2 separate regions of the Homo sapiens genome follow, and region 2 is linked to region 1. Evidence: chromatin loops called from intact Hi-C (ENCODE). Cell type or tissue: mammary epithelial cell. All regions are shown on one strand. Links, peaks and the distances in the headings refer to the core of each region. The heading gives the core; the rest is flanking DNA. Region 1 overlaps TSPAN5 (tetraspanin 5). Region 2 overlaps LOC105377343 (a long non-coding RNA gene).

What was found. Peaks named below come from ENCODE experiments on the same cell type or tissue, not always from the same donor. Only the 100,000 strongest peaks of a DNase experiment are listed, where the experiment ranks them.
Region 2: a loop joins it to region 1, with 2.4 times the contacts of the local background. A loop is called at or near these places in 1 of 110 quality-filtered maps.

What each region holds. Positions count from the first base shown.
Region 1 is chr4:98,544,689-98,550,074 of GRCh38, forward strand. The region is part of intron 1 of TSPAN5 (tetraspanin 5); the gene reads right to left. Among named protein-coding and RNA genes, the nearest start is that of TSPAN5, 110 kb to the right of the region's middle. In mammary epithelial cell, for the core only: a CTCF peak has its summit at 2,454; no DNase peak of the experiment used is centred there; H3K4me3 peaks cover 810 bases; H3K27ac peaks cover 825 bases.
Region 2 is chr4:98,791,451-98,796,836 of GRCh38, forward strand. All of the region lies in intron 2 of LOC105377343 (a long non-coding RNA gene), which reads right to left. Among named protein-coding and RNA genes, the nearest start is that of EIF4E, 130 kb to the right of the region's middle. In mammary epithelial cell, for the core only: no CTCF peak of the experiment used is centred there; DNase peaks (open chromatin) are centred at 2,411 and 3,341; H3K27ac peaks cover 1,877 bases.

The DNA.
Region 1 (5,386 bases), core at 289-5,288:
GATGACTTTTAAGTGGCAATACAAAGACGGGGTGGCTAAAAAGAACATCTTAGCAGTGATCAGGAAGGAAGGGATGACACATCTTTGAACATAGCTATAATTTAAATTAAGAGTGGAAATGAGGTATATCTTGGAATAAGAAGTATCTAGGTGTTAACACTACTCTCAGTTGAATTATTCAAAGAAAACATCTATGTAGGAAGTCTTATGTTCAGGGGAGGGATGGTGGAAGTGTGTGATGGGCATCTGCTGAGATGCCCCCATGGAGCAGCCCTCCTCCATTCTGACCTTGTGGCTTGAACAGGGCTGAGCCTACAAGGCAAGTACATGACCCAGGACATCTAATGACCAGTGCCTCTCATGGCTCCGTGACCGACAGTGGCAAGGAGTCAGGAGGGGTGAGCTGAGCCTAGCCCACCAAAGTCCATGTCCATCAGATGCAAGACTAAGCTGAAATTACCAGAGAAGAGGGTTTTTCTTCCTGCTAGTGAAACAGAAACCTAGAGCAGCTGGTGGCTGTTTCTGCCACTGCTTGGGGGCAAGCTTGCCTGAAAAAGAAGCCAACAGAGAAAGGCAGAGCAAGAAATGAAGAGAAAAACTGCTGATACCTTCAGAGCAACTGGAAATGGCCAATGCCAAAAGCAATATCCCTAGATGTTTCTGTTACGTCAATCAGTAAATTCCTATTTTTGCCTGAGCCAGTTTGATTGGGGTTTCTGTCACTTAGAGCTGAAAATGTCCTAATTCAAAATGTAACTATCTAGCTGCAATATATATATTTTTTCATTTAACCACACTGCTTACTGTTCATGCTTTTGAACATAGGGATTATTTCTACACATAAGACTTTTTTTTTTTTGAGACAGGGTCTTGCTCTGTCACCCAGGCTGGAGTCCAGTGGTGTGATATCGGCTCATTACAACCTCTGCTTCCTGGGCTCAGGTGATCCTCCCACCTCAGCCTCTCAAGTAGCTGTGACTACTGGCGTGTGCCACCACACCTGGCTAATTTCTTTGTATTTTTTGTAGAGGCAGGGTTTCACCATGTTGCCTAGGCTGGTCTAGAACTCCTGGCCTCAAGCGATATGCCCACCTCAACCTCCCAAAGTGCTGGGATTACAGGCGTGAGCCAGCACACCCAACCCACATATTCTTAATAGGCTCAACATAAGTTATTTCAAAGGGCAGAAGGAAAATGTAATCCAACTGGAGATACACATAAATATTAAGATACAGTATTAATAATGTTAATAGCAAACATTTGTTAAATTTACCACAGACACATAGTAACATTGAACAAATGTTTGCTATTAATATTAATTCTGTATTGTGTCTTAATAGATGTGCATTAGGATATATTAATAATGTATTAATAATATACATCTCAATCTTCACAATGTTTCGCTATAAGTATTCAAATTATATCTATTTTAAAGAAGGGCAAACTGATTCAGAGAGGTTAAGAAACTTGCCCAACACCAGAGCAGGTGGTAGGTCAGAGACCCAGGACCAAGCAAGCATATTCTAACTAGAACATTCGCTCTTAAATCACTATGCTCTACTCCCTCCAGAATATCAGAAGTGTTACTGAAAATACATAAAGTTGGTTCTGCTGTACCACATAAAGAGGTTCAGCCACTACACGGTGCCCTGAGCCATCCCTCAACACAGTGATAGAAAGGACGGATCCCTGAGTATCCCTGAGAGGTGTTTTCCAACTGCAGGGTGCAAACCATTGGTGAGCCATGAAAATGATTTAATGAGTGAAGACCAGCAGTATTCCCCGACAGAATAGAAAATATCAGACTATGGTATATAAGGGCAAATATTGCCTTGTGAAACCTTTTTGCTTATACATATATACATACATATTTATATCCCAGTTCATGACATGAAATATACTTTCCTATAAATCATAAAGTTTTAAGGCCACAAATGTAGAGCAGAAAGTTGTGTGAAGGCTGGCTGTAAAATCCCCTAAACCTGGACTCACAGGGTTGAGGTGGGGAGAGAGAGAGAGAGAAGTGAAAACTAAATGGCCTCAGGAATTGAGGAAAATTAGAACTGACCCATACTGCAATGTATTTTCCTGAGGAAATCCTCTAAGCAAATCTATCTGATTCCCTAAGAGGGCTTTTTTCCTTAACTAAATATTAGAGACTAAGGATCCTTTCACAAAACCCCCAATATCTGATGTTTATGTGGTAATTCAAAACTGAAAAGGGTGAAGCAGCGATATGAAAGCAATCTGCTGGGTGAGCGCTAATGAGGTCCATGCAGCAGACAGCACCAGAGCCCAAGCTCGGAGCAGCTCCCCAGGCACACGGCTGATGTGGAAACTCACAGGACAGCTTGAGTTTGCTGGGGAAAAGTCAAATTGGCAAGCATAACAGTAGCCTTGCCTGGGCTAAAAGAAACACCTCGCTGGCTCCCCCTCGCTCTTCTCTTGTGTGGCAGCGTCAGGCGGCCCCAGGAGATGCTGAGGGGCTTAACATCCCACGCGGTGCTCCCACTGAGGCTCCTCGGCTCCTCTCCCCGCCCAGGAAGAGGACACTTCTTAAGCTTTTATTAAACTGTTGTCATAAATTGCTTATGAGAGCAAAGTAACAAACTATCACTTTCCCTTTCCTTCCAAGTGGCGAGAACTGGGCCTGTGCCTGCTCCAAAGCACTGAGCCAAAATCAGCCGGCAGAAAATTGCCAGCCATCATTAACTGTCGGACTGGCAGAGCAGAGGAAGTCCATTTTATTAGAGGCTCATCCATAATATATTTTGTTTGAACCCTGTACAGACTGAATTCATTAACATAGATTAACAATTCATCCTCGAGCTCAGATTCCTTTGTGCTTCTCCTAAGTGGCATCACTCTTTTAGCTCCTCCCACTCACAATAAATTATTTAATCGCAAAGTTCAGAACTATTTTCTGTCAGTGTTAAATATTTCCTATCAGTGGCTCTGAACCTTCTGTGGATTAAGGATCTCCTTTGAGCATCTAATGAAAGCTACACATCCTTACTCAGGAAAAATGCACAAAGAAGCCAGGTGTGGTGGCTCACGCCTGTAATCCCAGCACTTTGGGAAGCCGAGGTAGACGGATCACTTGAGTCCAGGGGTTTGAGACCAGCCTGGCCAACACGGTGAAACCCCGTCTCTACTAAAATATAAAAATTCGCTGGCGTGGTGGTGGGTGCCTGTAATCCCAGCTACTCAGGAGGCTGAGGCAGGAGAATCCCTTGAACCCTGGAGGTAGAGGCTGCAGTGAGCTGACAGCCGAGATCATGCCACTACACTCCAGCCTGGGCGACAGAGCGAGACTCTGTCTCAAAAAAAAAAAAAAAAGAAAAAGAAAAAGAAAAAAACACAAAAGCGTGCACACATACACAATTTTGCTAGGATTTTAGGGGTGCAGAGATGCCCAGAAACTCTCCCACGGTCTCTTAGAAAGCATATGAACCCCCAGTTAAGTTCCTCAGTTCTAGTATGTATCACCTTTCCTAGTGCCGAACACATTCATGGCAAAAAATTAGTTCACTTAGAGAGTTAAGTGTTTCTCTCAAACACCTACTGAAAAACAAAACCAGCAAACAAACAAAACAATGATATTAACATTTCCTACTTATCTTTATTGTACTTCAGAAATGAAAAATCAGTTAAGTGTTTAGGGTCCTGTTATTTGCTTAGTGCTAAGAGGAATATAAAAAAAGTAAAAGACAGTCCCTCATCATAACAAAATTAACGTGATGAAGCAATGATGGAGAAAAGAGATCCGTACACAGTTATATGCTAAATTACATGGTACCAGCTAATGGCACAGTGGCAATTTTTTTTTTAATTTTTAAAATTTAAAAATACATGTAGGGAGTTCAAGTGCAGATTTCTTACATGCATATATTGCCTAGTGGTAAAGTCTGGGCTTTTAATGTACCCATCACCTAAATAGTAAACTTTCTACCCAATCATAATTTTTCAACCCTCACCTCCCTCCCATCCTCCCACTATTTTTAGTCTTCAATGTCCATTATTTTATTCTGTCTGTCCATGTGTACCCATCATTTGGCCCCCGTTTACAAGTGAGAATGTGTGGCATTTGCCTTTCTGTTTCTGAGTTATTTTACTGATGATAAAGGCCTCCAGTTCCATCCATGTTGCTCCAAAAGACAAGATTTCATTCCTTTTTATCGCTGCATAGTATTCCAAGGTGTGTGTGTGTGTGTGTGTGTGTGTGTGTGTGTAACCCACATTTTCTGTATCCAATGATCCTCCACTGATGGACACTTAGGTTGATTTCATATCTTTGCTATTGTGAACAGCAGTGTGGTGAACATATGACTTGAGGTGTTTTTAAATATAATAATTCCTTTTCCTTTGGTTAGATACCGGAAATGGGATTGCTAGATCCAACGGTAGTTCTATTTTTAGTTGAGAAATCTCCATACCATTTTCCACTGAGGTTGTACTAACGTATATTCCCACCAACAGTGTATAAGCGTTCCCTTTTCTCCACATGCTCACCAACATCTGTTATTTTTAGTCTGTTGAATAACAACCATTCTGACTGGTGTGAGAAGGTATCTCATTGTGGTTGTTTTATTTTTGTTTGTTTGTTTGTTTTTGTTTTTTTTTGTTTTTTTTGAGGCAGAGTCTCACTCTGTCACCCAGGATGGAGTGCAGTGGTGTGATTTCGGCTCACTGCAACCTCTGCCTCTCGGGTTTAAGCAATTCTCCTGCCTCAGCCTCCTGAGTAACTGGGACTACAGGTGCCCTACGCCCAGCTAGTGTTTTTTGTATTTTTAGTAGAGACAGGGTTTCACCATATTGGCCAGACTGGTCTCAAACTCCTGACCTTGTGATCTGCCCACCTCAGTCTCCCAAAGTACTGGGGTTACAGGTATGAGCCACTGCACCTGGCCTCGTTGTGATTTTAATTTGCATTTCTCTGATGATTAGTGATGTTGAGCATTTTTTTCATGTTTGTTGGCCACTTGTATGTCTTCTTTTGAAAAATGTGTGTTCATGTTTTTTGCTCACTTTTTAATGGGGTTCTTTGGGGTTTTTTTCTTGTTAAGTTGTTTGAGTTTCTTGTAGATTCTGCATGTCAGCCCTTAGTTGGATGCATACTTTGGGAATTTTTTTTTCCTCATTCTGTAGGTTTACTCTCCTGATTTTTTTCTTTTGCTGTGCAGAATCTTTTTAATTTAATTTAATTAAGTGCCATTTCTCCATTTTTATTTTCATTGTGCTTGGTTTTAAGGACTTGGTCATAAATTCTTTGCCTGGGCCAATGTCCAGAAGAGTTTTTCCTAGGTTTCTTCTAGGATTTTTATAGTTTCAGGTCTTACGTTTAGGTCTTTAATCCATCCTGAGTTAATTTTTGTATATGATAAGA
Region 2 (5,386 bases), core at 327-5,326, 250 kb after region 1:
GGTGAAACCCCATCTCTACCAAAAATACAAAAAAAATTGGTGGGCATGGTGGCTCACACCTGTAATCCTAGCTACTCAGGAGGCTGAGGTGGGAGAATCACTTGAACTGGGAGGCAGAGGTTGCAGTGAGCTGAGACCGTGCCACTGCACTGCACTCCAGCCTGGGTGACAAAATGAGACTCTTTCTAAAAAAAAAAAAAGAAAATGATATGTAACCTCTAATCAGAAATAATGGAAGCCAGAAGACAATTAAAAGATTTGTTTAAAGTGCTAAAGGGGGAAAAAGTCAATCTTGAACTATATATACAGCCAAAATATACTCCAAAAATGAGGGTGAAATAGATATTGTCAATATATGAAAACTAAGAGAAGTTATTACCCCCAAACATCAATTATAAGAAATGTAGTTAGAGAAAATTCCTCAGGCTGAAAGAAAATGTCACATGGCAACTCAAATTTATAGAAGTAATGAAAAGTACCAAAAATGTAAATACATTGGTAGATATAAAAAGTTACCATTTTTTCGGTAGATATAAAAGGTTATCATTTTTTCCTTTTTTAATTATATTAAAGATAGTTGGCCCTTTAAGGTAAAAAAATTATATTTGGAATTTGCAATTTGCGTAGATGGAAAATATACAACAAAAATAGCACAAAGTACGGGGATATAAATACATTAGAGACTTAAGTTTCAGGTGTCTAACAATTAATTAAATGCCTTTTGATCATGGCTAGAGTTTGCCATTTGCTATGTTGGTAGCCACCCATAGGAAATGAGAAATGTAAGGCATGGTCCTTGACCTTGAGGAACTTACAAGGAGCTGAGAAAGCAATGTATAAAACACAGAAATACCCCAGCAATAATTGAAAGATAATGAGTGGAAAATCAAAACAGCAGACAAAATGGCTAGGATTTCCTAGGGTTCAAAATGCAAAGGAGTGATAAAATTCACTCCTAGTCCATCTGAAGACAATTTATGAATTAGGAGGGGGAAAAAACAGATTTCCTCTCATAGTTAATGTCTGGAAAAGTATGTAAAACTGGACTTCAGCCCCAGTAACACTCAGTTGGGCTCCTATGAGCAGTGAAACACAGTGGCTCTGATCTGAGTGGATGGAGATGTAATTGGAAAGATTTCTAGGATCCTGAGTTGTGCATTAAATAACTTCATAAACATAGACGGTTTTCACATCCAAAGGAAAGAATAACTTCTGCATTAATTTTCAGAAAGAGCTTCAAAGAATCTCAACCTTGGTACATTTTTGGAAGTTTCAGATCCAGCTCAACTAAACTTTGCTTTGTCTTTCTGTTTCAAACAATCTCATGGGAATGTTTTATATTTCTTCTTTAAATTTCATCTTTTTGGAAAAATTATGAAGGCAAGGGTTTGAGTAAAGGAGGAAATTTGAAAGTTTGCGATTCTTAGTTAGTATTGAATATTAAATAGCCCAAAGGCTATTACTAAGCAATAATTCTCTGGAAGAATATTTAAAGGAGTCCTTTTCTCCCTCTCTCATTGAACACACTCATTTATGCATGCACACATATTCCATCTGTGCTACTACAAATATTAATTTAAAACTTGGCAGATGATTATCTTAAAAGATGAAATAAGTCATCAACTGCCAAATTAAGAGTTAACAGCTCCTAGCATTTAAAATTGTGATTAGATTTTTACTGGGTATCGAAAGTTTACTTTAACTTTCAAACTAAAGGGAAATAATATAAATTGTGTCTTCAAGAAAATAAGCAAAATTTTAAAATAATTTTTCTAATTGTGCCCTCAAAATTCATGTTTATTAATTATAAAGCTATTCATTTATACTCTAGAAAACTTTGAAAATAGACACACACACACACACACACACACACACATTGAGAAAAATGGGAAAACCTAAACTTTCATCATCCTCTCAGAAAAAAGTCATGCTAACATTTTTGTTTCCCTTTTGGTCTATCTTTTCTGCATGCACACATACTTTCAGACAACATTAAAACGTTATTTTTAATAACTTTTAGATTATACTGCTTTAACAGTTTTGAATCTTTTCTTTCATTTAACCAATCATTAAAGATCTTTCAAACACATTATTTTAGGTATCTGCCATAATTATGTATCTCTAGTATGGCCTCCAATGATTATTGCCTCCTGGTAATCATGACCTTGTGCTATAGCCTCTTACAATGAATACAGCTAACCTAAGTAACCAATAAGATGCAAGAAATGGTAGCATGAAAGACACTACAGCTTCCACCTTGCTCTTTTTTGGACTATTCTCTATGGGAAAAGCCAGCTGCCATGTTCATGATCACATCCCTATAGAGAGGTCCACATAATGAGGAGTTGAGGCCTCCTGCCAAGAACCAGCACGAATTTGCCAAGTACTTGAGTTTTTCATCATGTAAGAGGATCCTCCCACCTCAGACAAGTTTACACATGACTGCAACCCTGACCAACACCTTGACTGTAACCTCATACAGACATGGAGACAGAACCTCCAAAGTGATCTGCTCCTGGGTTCCCGACTCATAGAAATTGAGTGCATTCGTAAATATTGATTGTTTTAAACATTTAAATTTTAGGATAACTTGTTGTATATGGACAACTAATAATTATTTTGGCACCAAAAGTGGGGTGCTACCATAACAAAACCCTAAAATGTGGGGTGGCTTTACAACAGAGAAAAGAAAACAGTTTGAGAAGTAAAAGAATAAAGTACATTGCACCAGATGAAACTAGGGACAGAGTGCACAGACAGCCTACAGATGGGAGAAAACTTTTGCAAACTATTTTCATTTGATCTGACGAATACATGGAAAATATGAGACACTATTGAAAAACTATTATAAATAATGAAAGAATTTAGTAAGGTGATAAAAGACCAAAGAACTATGTTTCTACCCTAGATGCATTCAAGGGGCTTTGAATAGAGGTCCGACCAAGTGTGTTTATAGGCAGTGGTAGGAGAAACAGAGCTGTTTCTTGATTGTATCCTACTTAATTCACTTATTCAGCGAACAAGTTACACAAATACACACAATAATTTTAGCTGTATAACACTTGAACACTACATGCGTAATCCTGAAATGTGGGCACATGCACTTATAAACCCTAATTATTGTGGGGGAGTTGTTGCTAATTTTGAAACTACAATTAGCAGGATGGAAATAATGGAGCATCTGGTGATTAAAGCAGCGTGTCAACCTGAACCACCTCATTCCTAACCTCAGTCCCTGTAGCTTCTCATATTCTTTCAGATCAGCTTCTCTGAGACTAATCAGCAAGTCTTTGCTGTTTAGCTTCCTGGGCCACTGCTGAGTCACCCTCCCACTCTTAGCAGGCTCTTACTTGTGTGAGTTTCTGCTAAGTTATCCAGTTCCTATCCCTAAGGGTATGTTCAAGCCCTGAAGCCTAACTAGTTTCTTCTTGAAGCAAAAATTTGCATGTTGTTAACTCTCAACTACTTATGGTTACAGGTCTCAGGAACAGGTGGATCTTGTTGCTGAACCACAAACTAGATTCTGCCTATGAAATTTACCTGCTCTACCACATCTATTAGCAAGTGATAGAGCTAATCAGGATGTGTTGCCTTTGCTTGCTCTATCGCACATTCCCTGACAAAGATATCAATGACAATGGAAAGGGATAACCTGGAGGAGGGAATAAGAAGACAGTAGGGTCCGACAAGTGAACAGCAATTCTTTGGACCCACAGGGACTGTCAGTAATCTCACCAGGCACTTTTAGGGTATATCTCCAGGCTCAGAGCCCTTGCAGTGATGTTTTATACACATTTGGCCTTCCTGCCATGTTTGACAAAAATCCCTAAGGCTAAAGTGCATTGAAACATAGGAATATATTGGTGTGTCCCTTTCTGCAGTCTTCCCAGACTTTGGAAAGATGAATATGACTGTCACTAAGTGGAGACTCTGCAATCCCCACGCAGAGTTGGCATGGGGGCACTGGTGATGAGCAAAAGGATAGGGATCTTCAAGTGACTTTTTAAGCACACAAAGAGAGTAGGTGGTTCTTCATAGGCAAAGGAGACAAATTGCCGGAAGCCAAAAGGTAGACAGTTGCAGTAATCTGTGTGCTTTCTCAGAAATGAAATACAGAGATCCTACCCTTCCATTTCGTCAAGTAAAAGTGAGGCTTGTGAGAATCTGTCATCCTTTGCTTGGAAACTCTATGCTGAAGCATGTGCCATGTTTACTCTCAGTAAACTGCATCCTAGGCCTATAGAGAAGAGAGCAACCAACTATTAAATGGTTAGAAAGAGAAAAAACATGAGAAAGTTATCTTCAGCATTCCCTCATTTATGAAGCTATTGAAATAGCACATCCTGGAATATGCAGACTAAATTTTCCATCCTGGTTTCATAACACTTTACAGTCTCTCCATTTATCTCATGAGATATTAAGGAACTCACAAAACTGATTTACAATTAATTTTATTTCAAATGAATATATAGCATATCACATTTGATGAATCAGAAAGAGGAAATTTGAAAGACAGTAAAAATAGTATGTTGTGAACTTAAAAAGAAGTTGAAAATCCTGTCTCTATAGATAGTTCTGGCAAAATAAATGCATATAGAGCAAAAGAGTGAGTACATCAGTGTCCTTTTGGAAAGTCGGTGACACTCAGAATGCTTTGGGGGCTTAACCTTGATTCATATGGAATTTGAAAAGCCCATGTCTCACCTCAGGATTCAGTTTGATTCAGCCTTTACTATGTCCCTCACACTGAGCTAGGCACTAGTGATTCAAAGAGAAATGGCACCCACCTGCCCAAGGAAGAGTCTAGAAGATGGCATTTTTGCTATCCTACCAGCAAAAAGAAACAAGGGACCAAGTCAGTTTAGCAAACACTATTGTGAGCTGACTGTAAGGCTCTATGCAAAGCCCTGATAAACCCCCAAATAATGCCAAGCAGCAAATGACTTTTTAAAGCCATATTACATATTGACTTTGTAATGCATAATGGGCATCTGGGCACAGAAGATTTACTTCCCTAATTATGTGTTACTTATGCTAATATTAAAATTAGCCTGTATTCCCTAATCACCTTCAGAGGAAGAAGTGGCTTTAGAAGCATGCTGGGCAACAGATTAAAAAGGATTGAAAATACCTAAGTGTGAAAAATTTTATAATAAAAGTTAACACCCATGAGCTTTTAAAGATAAAACATGGCTTCTCTTTCCACTCACTATTCTTTCTTCTTCATATCTTTTTTCTTCTTTTTTTGTGAAATTATATGTGACTCCTTAAAAGTATGAAAAACGTTTGCTGCAATCTTTATAAAACCGTGGATTATGGAAGGAGCCCCCACTAAGGGTTTAGATATTGTACTAAGTATGTTACGTAAATTATCTCTTTTAATCTT